Linked DNA regions of Mus musculus: region 1 is linked to region 2. Evidence: chromatin loops called from intact Hi-C (ENCODE). Cell type or tissue: gastrocnemius. All regions are shown on one strand. Each heading gives the region's core, and the rest is flanking DNA. Links, peaks and the distances in the headings are about the cores only. Region 1 overlaps Myrip (myosin VIIA and Rab interacting protein). Region 2 overlaps Eif1b (eukaryotic translation initiation factor 1B).

Region 1 (15,122 bases), core at 4,508-12,507, 64 kb before region 2:
CAAAGCACGTGCCACCTTCAGGGTAAGTCACACAGCACTGCCACCCGACACAGATTCTGCACACCTGTGGCTCAGAGCCATTCTCCCACAGAAAGGGGAGGTGCTTTATGCCTTCTACAGTTGAGTGTGCTCTCTGGGTCCTGGAGGAGAGTTGGGGTGTGCAAGAGGAGCAGGTGGGGTGCAGGGGAGAGCAAGAAGCTGAGAGAAAGTGCAGGTTGCTGGGAAGTTTTACATTGAGATCAACTTAGGAAAAATGAAGATGTCCATAGGCTGTGTGTATGTGTGGTATGTGTATGTGTGTGTGTGTGTGTGTGTGTGTGTGTGTGTGTGTGTGTGTGTAGACAGGTGTGCATGTCTGTGTACCTGTGTGTGTATCTGTATGTAGGTGTACATGTGTTTGAATCTGTGTGAGTGTGTGGATACCTGTATGAAGGTATGCATGTATGTACCTGTGTGCAGATGTGAATATGTATATGCCTATGTGCAGGTATGAATGTGTGTGGGTGTACATGTGTTTATATCTGTGTGTAGGTGTGCATGTGACTGTGTGGAGATGAGAGGTCAACCTCAGGTGTCAAGCACAGTCAACCTTGATTTTCTGAGATGGGGTCTTCTCCCTCTGGTCTAGAATTCACCAATTCAGCGAAGTGAGCTGCCAACCCCCAGGGGCCCTTCTGTTCCCACCTTACCAATGCTGGGATTATGAGTGTGCCCTGCTACGTCCCGCTTCTAAGTGTGGGTTCTGGGAATCAAACTCAAGTCTTTGCATTCCAAGGCAAGAGCAATCTTGCCCAGTGCACAGAGGCTCTGCTTGCTCACACCATGCAGAGCTGAGACCCTTACACTGAGGAAACAGAGCCTTTGAATAGTTAAAACTCCCCAAGGTCCCGCTGCAGGAAGAGCTGACTTGACCCCTCATTAGCTACTGCCCACAGAGTAAAAAAACAATTCTCCTTCAAATCTCTGACCTTCCAGGTCTCACTAGCATGAACATCCATGAACCGTGGGCTCAGGCCTCCCTGGCCCTCTGAGCTCTCTCTAACTGATCTCCCCCAATTGTACCCACCCTTGCATCTCCCTTCAATGCTTGTATGGGTAAAAACTGGAAAAAAAAAAGCAGAGGCCAAAGGAGTCAAAGTAGTGAAAAAGTGGAATACTGAAGTAACCCCAACACTTGTTGGTAAGTACACAAGACCCCAAAGGTGGCTGAGTAAAGACATTGCCGCACTGCCACCTGCTGGAAGAAGTTCTCATTGCAATAACTGGGTCTCCTTCCTTGCTGTTGAGGATTTAGCAAAATCACAGATGACTCCTTGACTGCCTCTCCCCTCCCCCAACCCCCAAGTTGTTGAGTGACATCATCAAAACCGTTCCAGATTCTAGCCAGACAGACGGCAGCTCCTGTGTCCTGGGGACGAAGAGTGGAACCAAGCCATGACGTGTGGCTGTTTAACTCTCTATAAGGGGGTCTTTCTGCACAGGATAGATGTCTTTTTCCGTTACCCCATCTCCCATCTTCTTACATGGCCCTCCAGGTTTTCCCGGGGAGTATTAGCGATTTTCTGTGACTCTAAGCCCACTCTGGCTTGTACCACATTCCCAGCAGTAAGCCGTGGCCACCAGAGCTGATTGCTCCTGAGCATGCTAGGTGCGGAGCCTTTTCCCAGGCTAAGAGTCCCTTGAGGCCAAGGTCACTGAGAACAGCACCCCTTCCCAAAACCCAGCCATGGACTAAAGCTGTCACTCCGCACACCTTGTTGAGTTTTGCTGTCTATTCTGTTCCAAACACTGGTGCGTGTGAATGTGTACATGCATGTGAGTGTGTACATGCATCTGACGGTGTATATGCACGAGAGTGTGTACCTGCAGGTGAGCGTATACATGCGTGTGAATGTGTACATGCATGTGACTGTGTACATGCATGTGAGTGTACATGCATGTGAGCGTGTAATGCATGTGACTGTATTTGCATGTGAGCGTGTACATGCATGTGAGCATGTGCATGCATGTGATTGTGTACATGCATGTGAGTGTGTGTTTAGATGCATGAGCGTGTGCAGGTTGTGTGCAAAGGACTGCCTCGGGTATCATGCCTCAGGAGTTGTCCACATTGTGTTTTTGAGACAGATTCCATTACTAGCCTGCTGCTCACCAGGTGAGCTAACTTGCTGGCCAGCAAGCCCCAGGGACCTGCGTATCTCTGCCTCCTGGTGCTAGAATCAAAGGTGCACACCACCTCACTTGGCCACACCTGGCTTTTATGTGGGTCTGGGGGTCTGACATGGGTTTTCATGCTTACAAAGCAAGCACTTCTCTGACTGAGCCTTCTCCCCAACTGTCACGCTCCCTGAAGTGCACCGTGAGCACACAGCAAGAGGAAGCTTCCAGATTATGGGCCAAGGCTGTGGAGGAATTCCAGCCCCAGGACGATCACTCCTGAGTTCCGCTTCAGATCATGCCACACTTGCTTATACATCTCTGAGAGAGACTCCACGTCTCCTTGGCTCCCCCTCCTGTGGTGGAGTGGGTGATGCAGCAGCCAGGCAGGGAGGGCTGTGTTCAAGGATCCTCTTACCTGTTCTCGTGGGTGCTTTCCGTGGCTAAATGAAATGTCCTTTCCCTCCTGAGCCTACCAGTGTTCAAAACAAACACTTCCTGTGCCAGCCTGCAGCTCCTGAGCCTGGCTGAGGAAAATAGCCTCACTGTGAAGTGTCCTCTGCTTGTTTACTCCTGAGCTGCTGACACTCAGCCTGGGGCTATGCTTAAGGCTCACACCTCTCTTTTTCCACAGCGGTCCCAGTCTGCATTCTCCTTCACTATGGAAGATGCTCTGAAGTCTGGTTCAGCAGAGGCTGCACCAAGGTCACCCAAGGACCGCGCCCAGCGTCTGCTGGAGGAGGCCGCTCTGCCCAGCTGGAGGAGCATGGATGGACTGGACGGAACAAGTAATGCTTTTCTTGGTGGTGGTGGTGTTTGTTTCTGTGTTTTGTTTTATTTTGATACAATACCTCATGGAGCCCAAGCTGGCCCCCAACTCCCTGTATAGCCAAGGATGGCCTTGAATACTTGATTCTCCTGTCTCCGCTTCTAAAAGCTGAGATTATAGGTGTGCACACCACACCCTGACTCCAAGTGGGTTTCACAGGTGCTGTTTGGAGTCTTGCTAGCTAGCTATCGCATGGCCGTTCAGCTCCTCCTCCCATAAGTGAGTGTGTGTGTGTGTGTGTGTGTGTGTGTGTGTGTGTGTGTGTGTGTGTGTGAAAAGCTCTCTGACAGGCAGTTAGTTGTCTATCTCAGTACATCTTAGGATGGCATTGTGGTTCAATGGTGCCTGTGCTCTTCCTGATTACTCTAGAATGTTCTTCCTCTCCCTTAGGAGTTAGAACTCACATCAACATCTCACTTAGTCTCACATAATGAAATTAGCTCAGCTACGTTTCTATGGCTGTGACCATGAAAACAGAATCCAGGGGCCATGAAGCTCCACACACTGGGGGGTCTGTTCCTCACCTAGTGTACATATGTACAGCAGAACATGGACCCGTGTGTTGTTGCGCGTAGCAGCTGTTATCGGTATTCACTGTTGTAGGCCAGACCCAGATCCCATCCCTGAATAGCAAAAATACTTAACCACAAAGTGGCCACCCGAGGAGGAAATGCTTGCAGACTGACTGCCATTTCCTTTCTATAACCAACCAGCAGGCTATGAGCAAAATCCACCCTGTGCAAAGAGCCAGAAATGTCAACTACCCGTCCATCTAAAGATTGTCTGTGAGGGGCCACTTTCCTGTTAACCCACTAGTGCCTGATGGGTGAAGACTGCAGCTACAACACTCAGCAATGACAGAGCTCTGTCTGTGTGGTTTCAGGGTTTCTGTTAAGTGTCTTTTATCCCTAGATTCACTATGCAGATACCTAGAACATCACGTCGCCTCTCTTCTCACGTCCCCGCTTCTCCCACTTTCCTCACTTCCCTACCTCTTTTTTCTCTTCCCTCCTCTCTCCCTCCTCTCTCTTCCCTCTCCTTTCTCTTCTCTCTGTCTCCTATTTCTTCTCTCCTCTTCATCTCCCTCTCCTCTCTGTCTCTGGGTCTCAGCAGTTGAATCCCATCCCTCCGTACATGGTATCCTAGAGAGTACAAGCACCGTACTTCCTGACCCACCCTGGAGGTGGAGGTGTGTCTGTGAAGGCTCCTCCTCTGCCTCCCTCTCTTTGGCTATGGGAAGCTTCGCAGTCACAGGAAACAGGCTGGGTTTCTATTTGACCTAAGACCTTCTGCTGATAACCAGGGTTAAGCAGAATCTTTTCCTAACATTATTTATTATTTTGGTATTTTGTGTGTGTGTGCCCATGCATGCAGTAGCCATGGATGCCAGTAAGGGACATCAGATCCCCCTGGGATTGGAACCACAGGCTAATATAAGACACAATAGTGGCACCAGGAATTGAACCTGGGTCCTCTAGAAAAGTAGCCAGAGCTCTTAACCACTGAGCCATCTCTTCAGTTCCAAGCCTACTCTTGAATTTGCCATTTCAGTACAGCAGCTCTGTTCACAAATGGCTGTGAGGAAAGGAGCTACTAAGAGTCCGCTTTGGCCTTGGAGTGACTCTGGTGGTAAGATGTTTGTTGTGTAAGCATGGGGTCCTGAGTTCAATTCCTCATATCCCACATTTAAAAAAAAAAAAATTAGGCATAGGGCTGGAGAGACAGCTCAGTGCTACCTGCTCCTGCAGAGCCCGGTTTTTGTTCCCAGCATGCATATCAGGTGACTCACAACTGCATGTAACTCCAGCTCCAATAGATCTGACACCCTCTGACCTCCAGAGGCTCCTGCATACTTGGTGTAAATAAACGTATACAAGCACTCACACATATGCATAAGTAACAAAAATAATAAATACTCATTTAAGGTGACAGGAGGAACCCTGGGGTTTCTGATCAGCCAGCTGAGCTGAATCCATGAGACCCAGCTTCAGTGGGAGATCCTGTCTTGAAAACTAAGCTGGATGGCTGGGAGATTTCTCAGTGGTTAGAGCACTTGCTGTACAAACCTAAAGACCAGAGTTCAGATCCCCCGAGCTCTGATAAATGCCAAGTGGACATGGCAGCTGCCTGTAATTCCAGCCTCGGGAGGTAGAGTTGGAGTCCCCAGAACAGACTGGCTAGTGAGACTAGCATATCAGTGGCTGAGAGACCCTGCTTCAAAGAATAAAAGGAAGAGTGACTTAGGATCCTGACATCAACTACAGGGCACACACATATACACACACAAGCACGAGTACACACATACATACACACATATACTCACATGCACACACAAACATGGACATACACAACTCACATATACACACACTCACACTTACATGCACACACATATGCACACACACACACACACGCACATTCACATACATGTACACACATGCATACACACACATATGTACATGAACATGCACACATGTATACTCACATGCACACATATGTGCACACATGCATGCATATACACATATGTACATACACATGCACACACTCACATGCACACATGTACACATATATGTGCATATAACACATAGACATACACACTCATACATACTTACACACTTACTTATCTGCTCTGGAAAAGCATGGAACCACCCCGTATAAGCACTTCCTGCTGTCATCCTCATGACATCTCAGGGAGGTGTTAACTGCTCTTTTTCACCACTGAGCGGAGTGGGGATCTGAGAATCGTGTACTGCCGCATGGCTTCCAGGCTTCATACCCAGGCCTTGAGACCGCTCTTCTCTCCACCGTGAAACCTGTCCCCAGGGCAGAGGAAGCTACTTTGGTTCTTAGAGAAACAGGTTGTTGGGATCTGGGTCCTGCCTCGCCCTGTCATCCAGAGGCTGCAGAGCCATGTGCATGGTCAGCCAGAGCATAAGGCAGATGATGGAGAGCCAGCCAGGAGGGTCAGATGTGAGCACAGATCCTAGGGAGAAAAGCTTGGAGGTGAGAGGTCTAAGGAGTTAGTGGGCTTCAGCAGAGGGTGTGGCAGAAATGAACTCTAGAGTAAGGAGTGGTGGAATGAGCGCCAGGCACCAGGGCTAGGGTTCCCAGGAGACCCCCATTCACATTTTCCTATGGGGGATATCTAATGTCCTTATGGTGTAAGAAAGCCCTAGTTGCTGTCTCTCCAAAGAAAGAGAACTCAGTGTTCTGCCATGACGGATCACAGTAGGATTTCAAACCCACGTTCCACCAGTACCTGCAATCCTCCAGGCTGGAGTTCGGTAAGGAGCAGGCAAGGACAACACTCTGTGGAGACCAGCATTCCATGGAGCAGCAGCAGGCCTGTATCACTTATGAAGTGTGGAGCAGGCTCCTGTCTCAAAGTCTTGGACAAAGCTGTAGACCTGTAGGCCCTTGGTCCAGAAACTGTGCCTGAGGGGATAGGGGATAGGGACTGCAGTGTATACAGGCAGTGAGCATTCCTGATGCCCCCTGCTTGTGGGTAAAGCCCTGGCCCAGCCCTCAGTCATCCTGGGTGACTTGAATCCAGTCAAGAGGAACCAGCTCAGAGGGCCTCCAGCCTTCCTTGCATTTCGCTTTCTAGTGGTCTTGGAGTTGGAGAGAGGATTCATGCATGAGAGAGAGAGAGAGAGAGAGCCACAAGCTGCCCATTAAGTACAGCTTCAAGTCCAGAACAAGTGTGCACCCTGGGTTACATAAATAACAGACTTCTATGCCCATCTCACAGGGCTATAGGAATAACATCCATGAAAGTCCTTGGGGAAGGATAGGAAGGAGGTAGAATTATCCCTCATCGGTGAGGGGAAACTGAGGACCTAAGGTATAAACAGATGGCTGCTGTAGCTCTCCCTCCCCTTCCGCCAGCCTTAGAACAGTATGGGGCAGCTCTCTCAGGAGGCGGGAAAGGGGCTGTGCCTCCAGTCTCACTCCCTCTGCGAGGCCCCCAGGGATCCTTGAGGATTCTTTGTTTCAATAATATTTTTACTCTTTAAATTTTTCACGCATGTATTTTGATTCTATCCACCCCCTGTGCCTCTCAACCCATTTTTCTCCAATTTCATGTCAGACCATCATTGTCGTCATCATCGTCATTGTCATCATCCTGAGTTCAGTTACCTACTAGAGTGTCAGCAACCTGCCAGGCTCCACAGCTCCAAAGACAGTGACTCTGTCTCGCTCAGCCACCGTCAACTGCCAATAGCTCCCTACTAGGGGTGGGACCCCATGAGCCCCTCTCCCATCTGCACTGGAAATTTCACAGACTTGATACTGTGACAGGGTCAGGCAGGGAGCCATGGCCACTGTAAGCTGATGTGGGCAACAGCCGTGCCACGCCCAGAAGTCAGCTGTCATTAACAGCTCTCCGCCCCATCCTCCATCTCTTGCAGCTTCCCTGTCCCCTCTTCCATGATGTCCCTTGAGCCTTGGATGGGAGACATTGATATTGATGATACCCGTGTATAGCTGGGTACTCTTAACATGAGAGTTGGGTGTACACTCCTGGTCTCCCTAAGGTGGTCGCCCCACAATCTCGCAGGAACCTTGTAGGAGATGACGTGTTACCCCCCCCAACTCGCTCCTACAGTAATAATGGACCCTTCTGGTGTCTTTCTCACCTCTACCCCACAGACCTGGCCCCACTTTTGCAGAGCCCCGATGGGAACTGGATGACCTTGAAGGACGGTAGTAGACAGCCCCCAACCCGCCTGCTGACCAAACCGAAGAGTGGGACCTTTCAGGCCCTGGAGGTGGCGTCCAGTGTGACGTCTGCCTATGATGAGATCGGTTCCGACAGTGAGGAAGACTTTGATTACAGCGAAGCCTTGAGTAAGCTGTGCCCACCGTCCCAGAGCAGGCTCAAGCAACCCCAGCCTCAGCCTACACAGGCCCAGAGTTCTGGCCAAGGTCCCTTAGCCACCTCTCCCTCAAACCCTGAGGCCATGTGCTCGGATTCAGAGACATCTTCCACCAGCTCATCTCGGGAAGCTGGCTGCCGGGCTAAGCTGTCCTGGCTGCAGAGGAAGGCCCCCAAGAACCCCGCAGTGGAGAAGATGCCCCTCCAGGGAGAACTGGACGTCAATTTCAACCCTCAGGCAGCCGGTGGAGAGACTTCCGACAGTAGCGATCCAGAGGAGACCCTCCGCACTGCAGAGCGCCGGGCCAGGAGGTGGAGAAGGGCACGAGTGGGCCCCGAGGAGTCAAACAGGGGTCTGCCTTCACCTGGTGCCCATCCACGGGCACTGCACACGGCTCAGGTAAAGAAACCCGCAAGCACACAGATATTTTGAAAGTAGGATGACCCTTCTCTGCGCATAGTACCCAAGAGAGCCTGGGTTTGGGCTCTGCTGTCTAAGATTCTATTGGTCTTGCGGCCAAGCGCACCCTGAGTTGTCACTTGGGCTCGCCTCTCTGGAGGCTTCCATGTGGGTGCTGTGTCTCTTGAGCTTGACCAGAACATCAACGGCAGGCACAGGTGGTAGGGGGCTTCTTCAGTTCGTGGTGGACAGAATGCAGAGAAAAGGAACACGGGAGAGAGCGGGGGCGGGGGAGGCAGGGCTCGAAAGAGGGCTCGGTTGGAAAAGGGTTCACTGTGTGAGCTTGAAGACCCGAGTTCAGTCACCGCCTACAGAAAAAGCCAAGCATGGTGGCACACACTTGCTATTCCAGTGCTGGGAAGACAGAGACAGGGACAGAGACAGACTCCTCACAGTCACCACATGGCCAGCCTTACCTATTCAGTGAGCCCCAGGCCAGTAAAAAAAAGGTGGATGCCACCTGAGGAACAGCATCTGAGGTTAATCTCTGGTATCTATATTTTCATCACACACACATATACCTTCACACACACAACCATCTCTAAGGACGATTTGTGTCTGCTTTCAACTCTCAGGTCGTGCGTTGTCAGTGAGGAAAGCCATAGCCCGGGGAGCTCAGATGGAAGGAACCTGGAGGCAGGAGCTGATGCAGAGGCCATCCCTGGCTTGCTCCTCATGGCTTGCTCACCCTGCTTTCTCATACAACCTAGGACCACTGACCCCGGAGTGGCACAGTGAGCCGGGCCCTCCCACATCAATCATTTACCCAAACGATGCACCATAGCCTTGTCCACAGGGCAATCTAGAGAGGGATTTTCTCAAGTGAGATTTGCTCTTCCCAGATGACTCTAGCCTGTGTCAAGTTGACAAAATAAAAGCAATGGTCTGGCCTGGTGACCATGACAACACCAGGTAGGGAGGAGCCAGAGGCCAGCCAGAAGGCGCCCTTTACCCTCCTTTCCTCCTCTGGAAGGACTTGAGCAAGTAGCAGTACCCTCTCATCGCCACTAGGTGGCGATGCTGCTACGCTGTCCGGGTGTTCAGATCTTCAGTTTCCTTTCATAGGGCAGTTCTCACTTCTGCCTCCTCCTGAAAATAAGACACCCCAGGTTGAAATGAAATAAAAATTTCATATTTAAACTGTTACTTCAGAAAAAATATAAATAAACATAAGACAAAGCAAGTGACATACTATAATATACAAATATTAAATATTTATATTTGTATAAATATTGTGTCATAATATACATACAAAACTATAATATACAGATATTAAAGCATCCCAGTGGCGTTTACTGCCAGGCAAGGTAGCACATGTCACTGATTCCAGTACTCCAGAGGCATAGGATAATGTATCAGAGGCTAACCTGGACTACATAGCGAGTTCTGGTCTAGCCTAAACCACCTAATAAGAAACCACACACATCCCCATCCCAGAAGACAGACGTGGCTGAAGAGATGTCTCAGCAGTTAAGAACACTTGCTTCTCCTAAAGAGCACCTGGATTTAGTTCCCAGCACCCACATCAGGCAGCACACAGGTGCTTGTAACTCCAGTTCCAGAAGATCTGACGCCCTCTTTCTCTGCACTGAGGGCACAGGCACATACGTAGTGCACATACAGACAAAGAGTCACAAATAATTTAAAATAAAATAAAAATGAACAAATTAACTCATTGCTATGCCCCCTCCCCCACCAAGTGACTAAAGGTGTATTTTGTGTGAGGCCGTTTTCTTAGTTTGGGTTTCTGTTGCCATGATGAAACGCCATGACCAAAAGAAAACTGAGGGAAGGGTTTATCGGCTTACACTCCCACGTCCCTATTCATCATGGAAAGAAGTCAAGACAGGAACTCAAACAGGGCAGGAACCTGGAAGTATGAACTGGTGGGAAGCAGTGGAGGGGGGCTGCTTACTGGCTTGCTCACATGGCTTGCTCAGCCTGCTTTCTTACAGAACCCAGGATCACCAGCCCAGGGATGGCCCCACCCACAGTGGACTGGGCCCTTCCCCATCAATCACTAATTAAGAAAACACCTTACAGGCTCGCCCACAGCCCCATGTTATGGAGGTATTTTCTCAATCGAGGTTCCCATTTTCAGATGACTTGCTTGTGTCACATGGACACACATAAAACTATCAAGTACGGCCGTCTTTGTGTGCTCATATAGACACAGTAGACTTAAGACTGTAACTCAGCAAGTCTGTCCGTGTCTGGCATCATGCTGTCTGTCCATCTTCCACTTCTCTCTAACTCGGAGAGGTTGGCCCACACCCATCTGGGCATTCCAAGTGCAAAAGCTTTCAGGAAGAGAGTGTTCCACGAACAGGGCATCAGCTCCCCCAGAGTGCAGGCCAGGAAGAATACACCATCTGTAGAAAAGTTAAAACTGGGGTCTGGGGAGATAGCCGAGTGGGTAAAGTGCTTGCCTTGCACCCGCGTCTCATCCCGGAACATGTGTAAAACTGCAGGCATGGTGGGTGGTACAGGTTTGTCATCCCTGCGTTAATGAGGCAGACAGATCGCTGGGCTCACTTGCCTGCTAGCAAACTCCAGGCCAATGGGAGACACACACACACACACACACACACACACACACACACACACACTTAAAACAGCAATAAACACATTAAAAGCCTTTTGGAAAGATTATTTCCTTAATTATCATATATGTGAGTGTGGGCTTGTTCACATGAGCATAATGACCAGACGTGGGTATTGGGAACCAGATTCACGTCCTCTGCGAGGACAGGAAGCACTCTTAATCGCTGGACACCTGCAGTCCTCAAATGCTGTCTTGTGTCAACGCCTCCTGCCAGTCACAGACAATTCTAAACTACAGTGATGGTGACAAACTCCAGCAGACTGAGTGGTTTTCCAAACCCCACTCGGGTGCCACTGGCTCATCCCTGTCCCACAGTGATGGGTGTGCAAAGATATTACCCACACTTCCAGGCTGCAGACAGGCCCACAGAGTGTCGCTGTGCAAACTTTAAAGGGCTGTCAAATTAAGCTCTCAGACCTCGTAGCTATTTACACAGCCATGACAGCGACAGCGTATGTGTGCATTTCGCGCTTGTCAACAGGGACACTGGCAGTCTGTTCAATTCCTGCCAATTCTGTGTGAGGAAAAGAAAAAAAAACAAAACAAAACACAAAACTTTGTTAGTTAACATTTGTATGGTTTCCACTGAGATTGTTTCTTCCCTAGTTTTAACACTGTCCCCATTTTTTCTCCTATGAAAAGTATAGTATGTTTTACCTGTCACCTCTCTCAGCTATTTATCTTATATTTTGATGTTTTGAGGCAGGGACTCAATATACAGCCTTGCCTGGAACTCGCTGTGTAGACCAGGCTTGCTTCAAACTCACAGATATCCTCCTGCCTCTGCCTCCCAGATGCTGAGATTAAGGCGTGTGCCACCATGCCTGGCTTAAGGACATTTTACATACAAACTTCTTTCTTAATAGCAACGGTTAGGTGGGGGTGGGTACACACTTCAGTTGGCAGGGTGTTTGCCTGGCTTGCTTAAGGAACTGGGCTTGATCCCATAAGCCAGGCATGGTGGCACACGCCTGCAGTCCCAGCACTTGGTAAGTAGAGGCAGGAGGCCCAGCTCTTCGAGGTCATCATCAGATACATAGTGAGTTGAGTTCAAGGCCAGCCGGGGCGTCATCATGATGCTTTGCAGGTTTGTGTTTTCCATCCAGACCCCCCCCCCCCGAGTTATCTATTGTTTCCAAACCATTACTAAGTCACCCGCCATCACCCTGTGCCAGCGGGCATCAGGTGCCTTCTTTGCACATGAAGTTTACTTTGTTGCCATGTGTCTGGTCGTTGTTCTCTTTCTGTGCAGATATTACTGTTTTTATTAAAAATTCTGCACAGTACATGTTGGTGTCTGGTGAGCCTCCCCTCCCCCACCCCTTCTCCCCTCCTGTCCCTCACCCCTTCTCCCCTCCCCTCCCCCACCCCTTCTTCCATCCTCATCCCTTCTCCCCTCCCCCATCCCTTCTCCCCTCCCCTCCCCCATCCCTTCTTCCATCCTAATCTCTTCTCCCCTCCCCTGTCCCTTCTCCCCTCCCCTCCCCCATCCCTCCTTCCCTCCCCTCCCCCATCCCTCCTTCCCTCCCCTCCCCCATCTCTTCTCCCCTCCCCCATCCCTCCTCCCCACCCGTGGTACTTTGGTTGATGCTTACATCATTTTCTGAAACTCTCTTGGCATCTCTCAAACCTTTACTCATATAATTGCTCTCTTAAAATCTGTTCAATTTGCAAAACACACAAGTTGTATTGGGTTGTGCTGAATGTATGCATATACTTAGGAATAATTTATATCTTTGTAAAGCCAAGCTTTTCCATCCAGGATTGTCCGGCACTTGTAAAGTTTTTAGACTTTTCAGTTCAGACCCCCTCATGCTTTTCCTGTTAAGTAATTTTTAATTTACATTTTAATGATGCTGAAAGGGAGAGTTTCTTCATCTGTCACATGTTTCTATCAGTGCTTATAGAACGGCACTAACTTTTTTTATTCTGTAATAACTTAGCGCTCTAATGGCTCTTTTGTTAACTCTGCTAGTCTCTCATGTGGTGTTCTTAGCTATTCTAATTATCTACAAAGAATGAACTCATGCACACTAGCAAGTGCTCTGCCACAGAGCTATCCCCGTCCTCCTCCAGTCTCCCTCCTCCTCCTCTTCCTCTGAGGACCTTCTTTACTTTGGAGGCAGAATCTCTTCAAGTTGCCCAGTTGGCCTGGAGTTCACTGTCCACCTTAGCTTCAGCCTCATGAGCAGCTGGAATTGCAAACGGCTGGCTCAGCCCCGCAACACTTTGGTCTTTCCCCTTCCATCCTTACAATCATTCCTTTCTCCTGTCTTCCTGCAGTGGTCACAGCGTGTGCTCAGTGTGAAGTCACAGCAGTGGGTGGGACCTTTCTTCCTTGGTGACCCCACTCCAATGGTTCACAGTCAGGTCTGCTGCTTGCTTCCAGTTGAGCAGCTCTTATCAAGACTAAGAAGCCTTTCCTAGCCCCACATGATGAAAATCAGGACTGGAGTTTTGGTTTGATTTGGTTTTTTAAGGCAGGGTCTTCTCACTGTGGAGCCTAGATGGCCCAGAACTCACTAAGTGGCCCAGGCTGACCTTAATTCACAACAGTCTCTCAGCTTCAGGCTGTGATTCTAAGTGTGAGCCCCATGCCTGGTCAGTTTTTCTTCTAAAATTTATTGATGTTGTTAATCACATTGATATATTTCTTAATTTTGAGTTGGCTTAACATTTGTTATATTTATTTTTTTAGATCATGACTCCTGTCTGTAAGAACTGAATTCCATTTGCATTCTAGCTTGCCCAGTTCAGCATCAGCTGAATGGTTTGACACAGGCCTGGAGAGGGCTCAGCAGTTACTGCTCTCACACAGGATGAGTTCGGTTCCCACTACCCACCTATCAGCACACAACTGCCTATAACTCCAGCTCCACTGAATCTGATGCCCTCTTCTGGCCTCCTCAGGCACTGCACTCACATGCATATACCCACACATAGACACAACTTAGACATACAATTAATTTCTATGTAGCATGTTGGGGAATTCAAAGTAAGGCTTATTTTCAGATGACAAAGTACAAGACTCAGCTATGTGTTCTGCTTTTTTTGGTTGCTGTTTATTTTGTTTTGTGGTGTCCATTTATAGAGTACTGCAGAGAAGAAGACCAAAAATTCTATACTTAAAGGGAATTATATACTTAAAGACTGGCTGGATCCACCAGTTCTTTTTCCTGCCTGTTTCTATGGGTCTTTTTTTTTTTTTAATGGAAAACTTCTCCTTTTACTGGCAACAAGCTGATTTCTGTTGCTCTTTGGCAGTAGAGTGCCATCCTTTTGTCACTCTGCCTACACAGTTTTAGAAGAAGATTTGGCAAGGTCGTGAGGGCTGTTAGCCAAACACCACTTTAACATGGGAGCTGGCTGGTACATTTGCAGTAATGGGAACTTGAGGGTTACAGACAGCTGCTATTTTAGCTTTCTGCAATGGTTTATTTTTGATTATACTCATTAGTAGAGATGTTTTCTTGGGGGTAAATTTGGTTCTATGAGGCATTCTAAGTTCTAATTATTCTCTAAAAATGTGTTAAGAATGTTGGATCTGCATGATGGCTCAGCAGATAAAGGGGCTTGCCACCGAGCCTGACGACCTGAGTTGGATCCCCAGGATCTACATGACCAAGGAGGAAACTGACAGCCTCAGGGGTCCTCTGATCTCCACATCTGTGCTGAGGCATGTAAATGTCCACATGCTTGCACATACACACAAAACATACATACATACATACATGTAAAAAAAGACCTTGCCATATGAACAGCTACTATCTTTGATTATTTAATAGCTGATAAATATTCCTTTATTTACTATATTGTTCATAGAAACATAAAAAAATAAAATCTAGTAATGAGAAGAGACAAATGAGCTAGAGTGACTCAGAAAATGGGTAATGGGTCCTGATAACGCAGGCGTAAGATTTGCCATACTTACCTTTCAGAACAAGAAGATGGCAGAGAACATGTCTGCACAGTAAGAGTCCCCTCTGAATCACCCTCTTCTTGTGCCATGGGTCTTCTTGATCCTGGGCTTGGTCTCAGCCAGAAAGCAGGGGAGTAAGGGTGGATTCTTTTGAGAACCTAACAATCACCACAGCCTCCTGGGGCTCCCAACCTTCACAGAAGGAGCGTAGCACATAATCACCCAATAGGGCAGGATCAGGAGGTGTGGTTATTGTCTGATGGCTGTTAGGGTATC
Region 2 (14,605 bases), core at 1-8,000:
AGCAGCCCCCAGAGGCGTCTGTTTGAAACACTTAGGAGAGAGGCCTCTGATTTGACTTGGAAGTGGCCCTGTTGTCTCTGCTTGCAATCATTTTGTAAATTACACCTCGTGAGGTTGCATGTATATGTTTATATGTGTTTTATAAGGCTCAGTTACTATGTTAACTAATTGGGGTGGGTGTTTTTGAATGTTGTAGTCGAAAAATAGTGGCGGTGACGCATGTTCTTGTGGCGGCTGTATGAAGGCTGTATGAAATTAGGGTTTCGTAAATGTTTTCTGTCTCATTTGCTGGTGGCTTCCACAGTGGTGGTCTCTACTTTTAAGCTCAGATATCGGCATACAGAGCCTGCTTAGGTTTTTCTCCTTTGAAAAACTTATTATCAGTGAGCCCCACCCTCGCCTGCAGAAATGGAGCAGGAGTGCTGGAGGCCTCACCGAGGTCTGTCTGGATATGGAGTGGAGCACGCTTCTACATACTACTTTGTAATTTGTTTTCTACTTTTCTGCTCCTCTACAGACCCCTTTGCTGATGCAACTAAGGGCGACGACTTACTCCCGGCAGGGACTGAGGACTACATTCATATAAGGATCCAGCAGCGCAACGGCAGGAAGACGCTGACCACTGTGCAGGGCATTGCGGACGATTATGACAAAAAGAAACTTGTGAAAGCTTTCAAAAAGGTGACCGTGAGGAGTGGGTGCATGCCAGAGCTCGGGCCAGGAGAGCTGCTTTGTTCTCCATCTGAGTCGGTTACCCCTCTCTGAGGAATGTGAGCCGATGAGTTGTTACTGTTCCCCTAATATTTCCCTCATGTGGCCTCCAGATTCATTTACAGAGTCGCTTAGTTCTGGAGGACACTGCTCCTTGGTGCAGTCAAGCCGGCTGGCGCAGCTGTGTTTGTTCTGTCAGAGTTAACCCTCTGCATTTAACTTGATGTGTTGTAGAAATTTGCCTGCAATGGAACTGTGATTGAACACCCTGAGTACGGAGAGGTTATTCAGCTTCAAGGGGACCAAAGGAAGAACATCTGCCAGTTTCTTCTGGAGGTGAGTGGCGGATGCACCCCGTGTGACCTTGAAAGAGGCGGGAATCCTTTCCTACTTAGTAAAAAGCACGGGACGGAAGTAGTGGAGTAGAATAGTATCCGTGCTGACCGGAAACGGCAAGGCTCACGTACAGCTCACGCTGCTGCTGAGTGGCCTGGGGAGTGGCATAGGAACCAGGGTTAGGGTTAGGGCAGGTGTGGGATTGTCAGCTGGGGTGGTGGGCGCTGTCACTGCTGACTGCTGGTGGATTCTGCTGAGCACGGTTTTACTTCACAGGTTGGCATCGTCAAGGAGGAGCAGCTGAAGGTTCACGGGTTCTAAGATGAACCCAAGCGTGGCGAGTTTCTTAAATGGTTTTGTTCTCTAACTCAGTTTGGCTGCCTCGGGAGATGATTCTTTACAGTAAACGACAGACTTTGCGTTTATTTAATCATTCAGACTTCCACTCACACCTGCATGGCTACAGAAAACACGGGGTATGTAGGCTCCTGAGTCATAAGGAAATCGCGGTGAGATGGGAACGAAGCCCGAGTCCGTCCTAACATGTTTCCAATGGAAAAGGTTTTGTTGTGAGTGTTTGTTGTTAGTTTTATTTTCACTTGACTGTTAAATGTTTTTGTTGTTGTATTAAACCATGTATGTTGCGGCTTAACAATAAAAAGAAAGTGTGCATCCTTTATGAGCGCTGACCTAAGCCAGCAATGCACTTTGTTTTCTTTGCTGAAACATTAGGAACATGAACTGTCTCTTCCCTGAAACCTCTAGGTTCATCAGCTTCAGAACAACAGGTAGAGAGAGCTGTTTGTCACCCTCAGTGTATCAAAATGCATTTAGCCAGAGGCAGTGCCCTGCAGGTGTGGGTGATGCTGTGTGTCTTCAGAGTGGAAGGCTTTAGGTTAGCACTCCTGGAGTTGAGTGCCAGGTGCTTCTGCCCAGCACAGTCTGGAGTAGACGGGCTCCTCTGCCTGTCAGCCTGGCATTCTGGAGGCCACCAGAGCAGCCTGCCCTGCCTACTGAAGGACTAGTGACAAGCTGTTCTCCTGAGGGGGTAGTGTCCATCACAGTAAAGGAACAGTTCCACCCCAGCCACGGTGGCAGTGCAGCTCCTGGGTCACCAGCTATCCTGCAGCTAGAGGAAGGAGTGGCTACAGCCCAGAAGTCAAGCAGTAGGTCACCCCAGCACATCTGTTCATCAAGCGAGATGTCTGCATAGCATCTGTATGAGTGAAGGGCAGTCTTCAGTGGCAGCGTGTTAAAAGTTCAGCAAGAGAACTGACTGGACAAGGCTTGTGATAAGAATCACTCTTATCCATCAGGATAGTGGGCATACAGAGTAGGGCAGAGGCCATGCAAGGGAGGCTCCACATGTTCCTCCAAGGAAGCAGTATGGAGTCGGGTTGGCACCAGAGGGGGCGGTGGGGGGGTTGCCAAGCTGTCCTTGGATGTTCTAGATCCCAGGCACCACGGGATGACAAGACTATGAGGATCAGATTGGTGAGTTCTACTCAACAGGAGTGGGTGGCTCACCTGTCTGGCTGACATCCTGATCGCTGCCGCCCCTAACTAGAGAGTAACCTACAAACTTCATGCAAGAAGCAGTTACAGACCTGGGTGTGGTGGTGGTACAAGCCTGTAATCCTAGCACTAGAGAAGCAGAAACAGAATGGAGGAGTTGAAGGCCAGCAGGGGATACTGGAAACCCTATCTCAACAAGGGATCACAGCTGTCAACTCGCAAAAAGGTTTAAGTTCTTGGGGAGTCTTTAAGTGCTCACAGGTTAGAGTACAGGGTAGCCCAGTTACCCTAGAGAGCTTGGAAGGGTCTCTAGAATGCTCCAGAAGAAAGCTGGCCTTTTTACCTCCAGTTTACTGTTAAACATACTTCTTACCTGAAAGCCATTCTTGAAGCCCTTTGGGCAAGACACGTGGTCTAAGGAGTGGAGACAGAATTGTTAGTCCATGTTAGTCATGACTGATGCTTTGGGGAGCAGGATGAAAACAGTATCCCTCGAAGTCTGAAAAGGGCCCTCCATCCTTGGTCACCAGGATGGAGTCTGAACAGATGAGAGCCATAGACTTGCTAGAGGCTAGGGATAGTTTATTTACAACAGGAAGAACAGTTTGAGTCTCTAGCAGCCCACTTGGTAGACCAAGAGTGTCAAAATGGAAAGGTTGGGTACCAGGGGGGAAATGCATTTAAACTGAGGCAGATTAAGGCTAGCAGTGGTCTATTAGCGCCCTCTTGTGGACACCTAGAAAACCATGGCTCCTGGCCAACACAAACAATCACCTTACAATCAGCCCTGTGGGCAGTTATCCACACTGATCTCAGCCCGTCCCTTTTACTGTCCATGAAAGCAGTCTTAACTTTCTGTCACTTGGGAGAACTGGTAGTGTTTATACAGCCTTATCCTCGGACTGTACACAGCCACAGCACATGCCACCAGGAAGTTAGTTCTGTGTCAACAGAGATATTTGCTTATGTCCTCTCGTGAGTGAATAAGCCAGAAAAAACCTGAGGCTTCTGCATTGTCAGTAGTGAGTACATACAGCCTGGACAGTCTATAACAGCACTCCCAGTGTATGGCTGGGGAGTGTGTGTGTGTGTGTGTGTGTGTGTGTACAGAGGAAGACTCATTCATTCGGGAACCCTCGGAGAATCAGGCTCTTCCACTTCCTGGAAATGACGCTCCAGGTGTTGGTTTCTCTGGATCCAGCAGTGCCGTACGAGGCGGTCCCTGGTTCAGGTATCCCCTGGAGAATCTTGAGAGGTGTTCTTTTACTATAGTAGTAACCCTGACAACAGGCCCTTTGGGCAGCTGTAGTTTACCAGGCCCTGGCCCTCCGGCTCCCTCTTGTCTTGCATTGTAAGGAAAGCAGTTGATGTCAGCACTCACAGCCGAGTCTTGCCCAGTTCCACGGGCATCAGATTCCATCCTTCTCCACATGAAGGCCAGCAGAGCTCCGCAGTTACCCCTCGCAAACACTCATTCTCCCTCAACCGTCATCCCACCCCCTTGAGTTCCTGCCTAGCATGCACAAGGGCCTGGGTTTGCCTCTTAACAAATACACATAAACTGACAAGAGGTGGGAAGAGAAGTTCAAGGCTATCCTCTGGTACATAGTGAGTGCAAGGCTAGCCCAGCACAGGGGAGACTGTGCGAAGGCAACCCTGACTCTGTCCCCTCTCACTACTGAATACTCATCCAGAGGAGCTAAAGGCACCCAGAGAGAAGCGCTTCCTTCACCTTCTCCCCCCAGCCCTTGTTCTCTGTTGTGTCTTGAAGACATAGAGACATCTCTGAAATACTTGAAAGTCACTTCCCCACTCAGCCTCGCTCCACACAATGCTATGTGTGCTCTCTGCCCTGCTTACCGGGATGGCACCTTGTTTTCACCAAGACAAGACCCTATGTATGTCCTATGAGCCATCCCCCGCCCTCCAAGCAATCCCCTCTATCATTTCTCCATCTCACCACACAAGAACAGGGACATTTTTCATACACAAGAGATGCAAACCTCACCTGGTGTCACATCCCTTTCCAATGCTATCCCACTGGACGTCAATTTGCACATGTCACTGGAACTTCAAAACTGGCATGCTTGAGCTGCAGAGATGGCTCAGTGGGGGTAAAATGCTTGCTACACAACACCAGGACCAGAGTTCAAATCCCTAGCACCCACGTAGACGGTGGGTAGGAGTGTTGGCCCACCTGTAATCCCAGCACTCAGGAGGCAGAGACAAAAGATCCGTGGAGCAAACTTGGCTACCCAGACTGGCCATTTTTGCATTCAAGGGAGGACCCTGCCTCAGTGAATATAAGATGAAGAGCAACTGAGCAAGATGCCTGCCCTCAACCTCTGGCCCCCCGCACACATGCATGCACAACTAACACATGAACACATGTACGCAAAAATCAAAACCAGAAGATGGACATGACTGAGTGAGTGTCTTCCAGCCTGCCTCACATACGTAGATGGCATTGTGCCACCTGTGCCCTCAAGCCTGAGAAGTCAGTGCTGACACCTTTTCCTCCTACTTCATCTGCCTCTGGGTTTTAACTATATCCTCCTCACCCCCGTGTTCTTCTGGTCACCACGCCTCAGCATCTCATCTTTGCCTGTGCTTCTACGGGGGCTCTCCCCATTAAATATTTGAGGTGCCAAGGCTGTGCGATCTATGTTCCAAGTGCTTAGCTCAGCCATGGAAGACGGCCACATAGAATGCCCAGGTAGGACTGTTTTCAATAAAGATTCATGTACAGGACAGAAACCATTGTTCACACCACTGTTTCATCCCACTGAAGACTATCCTTCTGATTTCTGATGCAATTACTTTGCAGTGAGAAAAACAAAACAAAACAAAACAAAGCCAAAACATTCTCTTCTAAGAGGCAGGCCATGTAGCAAGTTAGGGCAGGATCCAGGCCATTTGACAAACAATCGTCATGACAACAGCTCCACCTGTGTCAGAAAGGCAGTGTCAAAAGATATTTTCCCCTCTGGCACAGTTGGTCCTCTAGCCAGGAGATGCTTGAGCCCTGCTCAGCCCTTGGTAATTCCCGGTACTGTGGATCCTGACTGTGAACAATAGCAGGTTGCCCCCCACAGCTAGGTTTCTTCATCCATTAGCAGTGATGATGGCCCCTCAGGGACTCCATGGGGAACCATAGACAAGAGTCAGATAAGGTGACCACAGAAACTGCAGCTGCATCTTGGCCGTGGTGGCTCATGACCAAAATGGCCTTGAGTAGAGGAATCTGGTGCCCCCCTCCAGTATCTGAGGGCATCAGGCACGCACGTGGTACACACACATACATGCATGTAAAACACATAAAACATTTTAAATATTTAAAAAGAAAACACCACACTGACCCGAATGGCTGCTAACTGCAGGTCAGCTGCTTGCATCGTTCCCCGGAGGAGACGTGTTGCTGAATTAACTTCCAGATGGACTGAGCCTCTGCTGAGCCTGTTCCTTGGAGAGGATGGGGACTGAGGGGGAGTTTTCACCTGGGGACAAAGCAGGGGATGGGCTGGAGAGATGGCTCAGCTGTTAAGAGCACTGACTGCTCTTCCAGAGGTCCTGACTTCAAATACCAGCAACCACATGGTGGCTCATAACCATATAGAATGAGGTCTGATGCCCTCTTCTGGTGTGTCTGAAGAGAGTGACATTGTACTCAAATACATAAAATAAATAAATCTTAAGCCTTTCTCACAGGGAAGGAGTGGGGCCGGAGCAAGCAGGGCCAGAGTAAGTGGGGCTGGAGCGAGAAGAAAACAAAACAAAAAACAAAAACAAATATATATATATACACATATGTATATGTATATACATATATACATATATGTATATATATATATACACACACACACATATTATCAAAAGAAGCAATGTTTCAGTATGGTCATGTGCCTCAGTGTACCACTTGGTGATTGGTCACTGTCAGCATCTGGTTCAAGTTAGCTTTTCAAGTGAAATTGTGGGATTTCACGAGGATGCTGGCAATGGTGTCGGGGAGGGTGCGGTTGCTGGGGTGCAGGTTGGGAGTACAAGATGTCCGGTGGAGCTCAGAGTGAACCACAGAGCCCACAACCAACAGGGAACATCTTACTTAACAGACACAAATCAGCATGGAGTGTGTGGCCACAGGAACATGATGTGTCAAAACCCAGACAGCCGGGCAGCGTGGGGTGCACCTGTAAAGCCAGATCTGGGAAGCTGAGGCAGGAGGATCATAAGTCCAAAGCCAGCTTTGCTACGGGGTAAAACCCTGTCTTAAAACAAGCTGGCTAAACAAGGCTGTGTGGGAACTTAGGCCTGGGAACTTTGTATCCTTAATCACATCCTGTAGGGTGTGGGAGAAGCAAAACGCACTGGATGGACTTGAGAAGTTACAAACATCGGAGAGCAGAGAGGGGAAGAAGACAACTAGAAAGACAGAGAAATGGACAGGAGGAACATACTGGGAAGGGGTAAGACAAGCCGAGAGTGGCAGCACACACCTTTAATCCCGGCGCTCAGGAGGCGGAGGCAGGTGGATCTCTATGAGTTCAAGGCCAGCCTGACCTACAAAGTGAGTTCTAGAGCAGCAAGAACTACCTTATAGGAGACCTTGTCTCAAACTAATAACTTTTTTAAAAGACAAAGAAATTAGCATTTTGAAAACTGATAAATCTTTGAAAACACCAATCAATTGAAAGAAAGAAAGAAAGAAAGAAAGAAAGAAAGAAAGAAAGAAAGAAAAGAGAGAAAGAAAAGAGAGAAAGAAAGAGAAGGAAAACCTGGGCACAGACTCATGTCTGTAAGCTATGGACAGAGTAGTTGGACGGTCACAGCAAAAGTGGAAAAAAGACACAGGAAAGAACAGAAAGCAGGGCGCTCGGAGCCAAGCTGCTCTCTGGCTGATACCCTACTTCATCTCTGTGGAATGCATCAGGGATCCAAGGCTCTGTGGTCCACTCTAAACTCCACAGGACATCCGCACGTGCGTGCGCGCTCATGAACACACACACACCCAGCATCAGCACCTTCCCGGGCACCCTCGCCAGCTGCTTGTGAAATCCCACAATTTCACTTGAAACACGGCTTGTTTACCGCCCTGAGGACAAGCATTTCTCCCCACCTCTGCCACTTTCCTATTTCAGGTGTGTCAGGAACAGCTTTGGCAAGCTGTGTCACCAACCCACAGGTGTGTCTATTTTGTACCTTGGTTTAAAGGGGATAGGAATGTAATGCCTGCATGTGGCCAAGAGGAGGCGCTATTGGCCCATTTATGCCCTGCCTTTAAATTTCATAGATCAATGTGCTTTCATATGAATTGGCCTCAAGAAAAGAAAAGACCCCAAGACAGAGTCGTTGACGAGTTATAATATCGCTGGATACAGTCTCAGATACTCCACGTGCTCAAGAAAAAAGTCAAAACCTTTGCTCTGAAAAGCACTTTGATAGGCCCAGAGTACACCTACCTCCTAGACATCTATCTATTCTAGGACACCCTGTGGTGGGGGCAGGGGTGAAGTTGGGGTAGGATAGAAGCCCCCACTTCTTGGGGCCCTGTGTCTAAAAGAGCCACTCAGCCCCATCTCTGAGAGACACCTCAAAGCAGCCATGAGCCTAATTTCTGGGTTGCAGACAACTGTCCTTCCAAAAGCTAACCAAGATGACCTGGTTGGGATAATTGTCTAGAATCCCAGAGGGTGTGAAAGTGAGGGCGGCTGAGACAGTCGTGTTCACTGTTCACTTGACGGTCTGCAATAAGCCATGATGGGAATCTCAAGATGCTCTCACAGGGAGCTGGGTGTGGGGTGTAGTTGGAGTTGGCCTAGGGCCATGTCTGTTTGCTTATAGCATCTGATCTTAATAACCTGTGAAAAACTGAATTAAAAGCTGTACCTGAGACACCATATACTTACCACCCTGAAGTTATCATTTCTGGTTTTACTTTTTGCTAATATCATATCTGTTTTTACTTTTCTGTCAAATGCATCAGTACAGCTTGGCCTGATTGAGCCATAGGTGTTTTGTTTGTTTGAAGTAGCTGAGCTGCAATTCTGAACGTTGCCAATAGGTGGCGATATTGGCCTATTTATGATCAGCACATGTCTTTTTGGTGTGCTTTCATTTGCGTTGGTATTTTGGCTTGGTTGCCACGGTTATGGTGGGAAAACCTGCCTAACGTTGAGTGGCTCTATTGCCTGGGCAGAGGAGCTTGCGCTAGGCTATCTAAGCATCGGCAAGAATCCGTGGTTCATTTCTCTTGGCTAGTGACTGTGAATGTTCTGTGACTAGCTGCTTGAACTCTTCTCTTGCTGCTCAGACATTCGAAGGCCCAAGTACACTTTCCTAACTGCAAAGACCTCCATGTGCACCTCCTTAGAATGATAGGACTTAGTCTCAAGGTAATTGTTATTGGCACGATGTGTGAGACACCAAGTCCTTGTCATGAATAGTGCCTGGTCATGGTTTTAGAAAATGTGAGAAGGATGTGAAAGCTTAGAAGGCACACAGCTGACAGAGCCAGAATCTCTGAGGAAGAAGGAGAGGAGCCCGCTTTAACAAGTGTTCAGTAGGAGCCGTGAGATGCAGGTGAGCTTGAAACACTGGAGACTGGATATAAAGATATCCGACTGTGACTGTATAAACTTGGAGGAGACACTGCTCTGCCTGAAGCATAGAGCTATTATATATCAGGACAAACAAGGCCCTTGAAGCCAAAGGGAAGTGGAGATAGGAAGATCTGGAATTCAAGGACAGTTTGAGCTGCACAGTGAAACATTGTTTCCAAAAGGCAGACAAACAGCCAGAGGCAGTTCTGGCCTGTGCACACCTTTAATCCCAGCACTCAGGAGACAGAAGCAGGCAGATCTCTGAGTTCAAAGCCAGCCTGATCTACAGAGTGAGTTCCAGGACAGCTAGGGCTACACAGAGAAACCCTATCTCAAAAAATGAAGCAAGTAAGCAAGCAAACAAAAAAGCAGACAAACTAGTCAGGCATGGTGGTACACATCTTTAATCCTAACACTTGGGAGGCAAAAGTAGGCACATCTCTGAGTTTGAGGCCAGCCTGGTCTACAAAGCAAGTTTCAAGATAGGGTTAGAGAAACCCTGTGTCAAAGGAAAAGGAATGAGGGAAGGAGGGAGGGAGAGAGGGAGGAAGGGAGATAGGGAAAGAAGAAGCCCAGGGGCCAGAGGAACTTGGGTTCGATTCCCAGCACCCACATGGCAGCTCACAGCTGTCTGTATTCCAGTCCCAGAGGTTCTGGTGCCATCACACCAATGCACATAAGGTAAAAATTAAATAAATTACTAAAAACAAAAAGGAAGCTCAGAAGATGAGCTCAACAGGACTCAGACAGCAAAGAAGTAGGAGAAACAAGACCCCAAAGAGAGCCCCTAACTCAGGCCTGTGCCCCTCTCTGAGCCGGTCCCCATCGTGTGAAACTGTGGCTTCCAAACTGTGCACTGCCCTGGGTGGCTTCATCTTACAAGAGCTTTTGGCTGTGTTGTGATTATAAACAGAGGCAGGATGACTGCATTTCATGTGCTCACATACATTACCCAGGAAGCACAGACGTAAAAACAACGTATTCCCACTATAAGTTTATTAAAGTCAATTTGTATCGTCTTGTTGTTCCCAAACCTGGGGGCAAAGTCTGCACTCCCTGAAGCCAAGTTTGTCTACCTGTTCTTGAAAGCCAATTAGAATAGCAAATATGTATATACAAATATGTGTACATACTTACACGTGGGAAAGGGACCTGTGGCATATCATGTCGCCCTCCATCATCTTCCGTCCTCGTCCTGCACCCGCCCCTGCCTAGCTGCAGGCCACAGGAAAGCTTCCTTCTCAGAGCTCCAGCTCCTGGATGGAGATGCTTGGGTTCCTAAGGTATCTGACTCTACCATGAGAAGGCTGGACATACCAGAGAAAGAGGGGCACATGACCCCATAGCTGCCAGGTTTATACAGGAGTAGGCAATCTCTCCACCACAACCATTCAAGTAAGAACTTACTACTATCCAGGCCTGGTAATGCAGGCTGTTAATCCTTGCTACCTGGGAAGCTGAAGCAGGAGATCATGAGTTCAAAGACTGCACAGGCTACAGAGTAAACTCTATACTCAAAAATGATTTGAAAGGGGAGGGTGAAGCATAATAGCAGAGCTCCTGTCTTGCATGCATAAGACTCCAATTCACATTCCAGGGCCACAGACAACAGCAAAACTTACTCTTTGCATCCAGCAGAGAGTCTGACTCTTCCTCACTCAAACACACGCAGGCCTTCAGGGTCTTGCCTGTTCAAATCCCTGTAATTCTGGGACCTATTACACCTATTCTTTCATTTGCATCCCTCTTGAAAAGCAGGTCTCTAGATTTTGCAAGCATCAGATGTAATTCCCCAGCAATGGCAGTGACATGGCTCTCAGAGGTTTCAACCAGGAAATGGGGAAACAGTTGGGCAGTTAGCAGACACTGCTGTCATCTGCAGGAGGCCCCAAGGAGGACAGAAACAAAACAAGTCACAGAGCTGTCTAAAGGCAGCTATGAGAAATCATGAGAAGCACGTGTAGTGGTTCACATCGCACCACAGATAGGAAGTTAGAGCAGGGGGATTGCTGTGAGTTCCTGGCCAGCCTGGACTACACAGTGAGTTCTACTCTGGTTACTGTGGGTAGAGAATGAAATTGTATAAAAGAAAGAAAAGGAAAAAAAAATGGCAGGGACTGTCAGGCGATCTTTATCAATACTTCTGGAAGAAAAAAAAAATATGAACTTCCAAACTGAACCATTAGTCAAGTTCCTTGTGTAGAGGTAGGAAAAAGACAACTGGTCAACCTCACAGTTTGCCTCATGTGAGCCAATGTGGCTTTTCTGGTCTTTCAGTGACTCCTCTATATGCAGAAAATAAGTCAGCTTGGCAGTATGTAAAAAAAGAAAAGAAAAGAAAATATGCTGACTTCACAAACACAAGGCCTGGCTTTCCATCCTCACAAACAGCAGAACAGGTGAAAGCATCAAGTGGTCCTTTATGCTTCAATTTTTCTTATACTGAATAGGGGTGAGGTGTGTCAGTGTTGGGGTACATATTCATTGATAATGGGTAAAGGTGACTAGGAAGATATTGTCCCTGATCTGTAAAATGTCCCCCATGGGCTTGTTAGAATATTTTACCCTCAGCTGTTTTGGGTGGTTGGGAGATAGGGCCTTAGTAGAAGATGTGGGTTGCTGCAGAGTGGGCTTTGAGATTTATGACCGACTTCTTGTGTCATCTCTGTTTTGTGGTCCTCTGAGATGTGGGCAGGCAGTTACCACATGTCCCTGTTGTGACAAAGCTGCTCCTCGCTACATATGGAATTGTGTCCTTATAAACCCACTGTCCCTTGAGTTACTTCTTGCCAGGTGTTTGGTCTCAGAAATAAGAAAAGTATTAATCCTCCTGAACAAATAGCCTTCCAAAGAATTTATTTTATTTTGAGACGGGGTTTCACTATGTGGCTCTGGCTGGCCTGGAACTCACTGTGAATACTAGATTGGCCTGGAATTCACAGGGATCCACCTGGCTCTGCCTCTAGAGTGCTGAAAATAAAGCCATTCACTAGCATGCTAGGCCGTGGAATCCTTGTTGAAGTCTCACAGGGAAAGTATGTGGGAAATGAGGAGAAAATCCTCTGTCAAGAGAGAGGCCTTTAGCTTCCACCCACCTCCACACTCAGACTTCCAGTTTCATCAGCCTGATTCTTCTCTGGATGAACTGGCCACAGAGTTCCAAATTTTGAGAACTGTGTCCCATTAGACATCAGATATAAAAGGAATTGGACCCTCTCTTTCCTGTCCACATCTGTAGCAGGGAAGCCACCTGTGGAAATCAAGGCTGTGGTCTTTCCCACTAGATCTGTCAAAATTTGCTGGATGAGAGGTTCAGAATATCATGGTATCCAATTTAATAAGAAACCAGATCCGGGCATGGTGGTGCACACCTTTAATCCCAGCACTTGCGAGGCAGAGGCAAGCAGATTTCTGAGTTCAAGGCCAGCCTGGTCTACAAAGTAAGTTCCAGGACAGCCAGGGCTACACAGAGAAACCCTGTCTCGAAAAACCACAAAAAAAAAGAAAGAGAGAGAGAGAGAGAGAGAGAGAGAGAGAGAGAGAGAGAGAGAGAGAGAAAGAAAGAAAGAAAGAAAGAAAGAAAGAAAGAAAGAAAAAGAAAATTAAATTCAAGGTCCATGACTCATGCGGCTTGCTAGTTAGGAGGGCTTTTTGGGCCAAGGGCAAAGAACAAAGGCTGTTGCTGTTAAGTCATTCCAGGAACTGGGTAGCCATAAAGATAGGAGAGAGGCATACAAGGACGTCCAGACTATCTCAGCTGTTACCTTGCTCTACACGTACAATTTGCTGATGTTTAAACTGTCCAATTGTATGTAACCGCCCCAATTCTTCTCCTGCCCCCAGCTTTTTTGTATATAAATCCCTAGCTTCTGAGCCTCGTGGTCGACTCCTCTGTCTCCTGCGTGAGATATGTGTCAGCCCGGAGCACCATCATTAAACTATCTCGTATGTTTGCATCAAGATGGTCTTTCGTGATTCCTTGGGTGTGCGCGCCATCTCGGGACTTAAGTGGGGATCTCCCCACTAGGGTCTTTCAAAACCAGAGAAGCCATTCTGTACTGACCGTCTTAGGCCATCTATGGTGTCTGTCTTTGTTAGCTCAGCATCGAATCTCCGTTCTCAAGAGAGAAAGGAAGTTGTTGCCTAAAGCTGCCCGAGGAGGTTGAGGATGTAGCTTGGTACAGTGCTTCCCTAGCACACATGAGGTCCAATCCCCTGCACCACAGAAATTGGGCATGGTGACTTGTAACCCTAGCACTCAGGCGGAGAGGCATGTACACAGGAGGACCAGAAGTTCAACACCATCTTCTACTACATAGCAAGTTGGAGGCTAGCCTGTGCTTCATGAAACCTTGTCTTACCCAGCATTTGAGAGGCAGAGGCCTCTCCGTGAAGTTGAGGCCAGCTTTGTCTAAGTAGAGAGTCCAGGATAGCCAGAGCTACACACTGAGACCCTGTCTCAAAAAACAAACAAACAACAACAAAAGCATCCACCCAAGGGCCCAAGGGAAAAACCAGTCCATCACACACACGCCCAGGAAAAAGGTCTGACCTCAGCACAGCTCCTTGGGCTGCCCTCCCAGACTCTCACCTGTACTGAGAACCCAGGAGGAGACAAGCTACATCTCCTGGACTTCATCTTTAATCAAACATTAATTCTTTCATGCTGTCCCTATAGCCAAACGCTGCCATAAGTCACTGCCATAGAAATCTGGGCCCCGCCAAAGTCTTGCAGAAAACACCCAGGAGCATCACCAACTATAAGGACGATGGTCCTGAATGTGACAAAGCTCGCCCAGGAGAAGCCACAGCCTGCCCACAGGCACAGAATGCGTGCTGTCAGTGATTCATCCCCCAACACCGAGAGGTTTGAACAAATTAGGATTACGCAATGACTCATTTACTGCACCTCATTTCCCATGGAGAGTCATCAGGATGGGGATGAGAAAGTAGACTGCTTCCAACCCTTCATGCAGACAAAGTATCACCTTGATGCCAGGTGCCATGGGGGAGACAAGACAAAACCAGCTTTCTGCAGACACTGCCAGAGCCTTCCACTGTGCACATGGATGCTGCTGTGTAACTAGATGCTGCTGTGCACCTGGATGCTGCTGTGCACCTGGATGCTGCTGTGCACCTGGATGCTGCTGTGCACCTGGATGCTGCTGTGCACCTGGATGCTACCATGCACCTGGATACTGCCTGGCATTCACATTCTCAGCTTCCTGCTTCTTCCTATAGGAACCTGGTGGGAGGAAGGCAATGCTCCAGGCAGCTGGTAGACAAACAGCCTCGCTTCCTCAACACTTCGGTTTTCTGTCTCTTACATGGTACCCCATGGATTAGAGCTCACTGCTTCCTTCTTGGTAACTCAGTCTTTGTCTACCTCTGACTCATGCTGAACTTCTTATAGAAGGATTTGGGGAATGGCTTTTCCCATGACTACT

What was found. Hi-C counts contacts between places; a loop is a spot of excess contacts. Peaks named below come from ENCODE experiments on the same cell type or tissue, not always from the same donor. Only the 100,000 strongest peaks of a DNase experiment are listed, where the experiment ranks them.
Region 1: it touches region 2 in a loop (7-fold over the local background); 34 of 42 quality-filtered maps call a loop at or near these places.

The regions. Positions count from the first base shown.
Region 1 is chr9:120,424,717-120,439,838 of GRCm38, forward strand. It overlaps Myrip (myosin VIIA and Rab interacting protein), which reads left to right. Exons shown (of 17, transcript NM_144557.5): 8 at 1-22; 9 at 2,792-2,945; 10 at 7,637-8,262. Among named protein-coding and RNA genes, the nearest start is that of D830035M03Rik, 60 kb to the right of the region's middle. In gastrocnemius, for the core only: no CTCF peak of the experiment used is centred there; a DNase peak (open chromatin) is centred at 9,315.
Region 2 is chr9:120,493,590-120,508,194 of GRCm38, forward strand. Eif1b (eukaryotic translation initiation factor 1B) reads left to right here. Exons shown (of 4, transcript NM_026892.3): 2 at 518-681; 3 at 946-1,047; 4 at 1,324-1,738. The coding sequence ends at 1,368. It also overlaps the pseudogene Gm7229. Among named protein-coding and RNA genes, the nearest start is that of Eif1b, 8.3 kb to the left of the region's middle. In gastrocnemius, for the core only: CTCF peaks have their summits at 3,289 (motif pointing left) and 7,808 (motif pointing right); a DNase peak (open chromatin) is centred at 3,297; H3K4me3 peaks cover 950 bases; H3K27ac peaks cover 661 bases.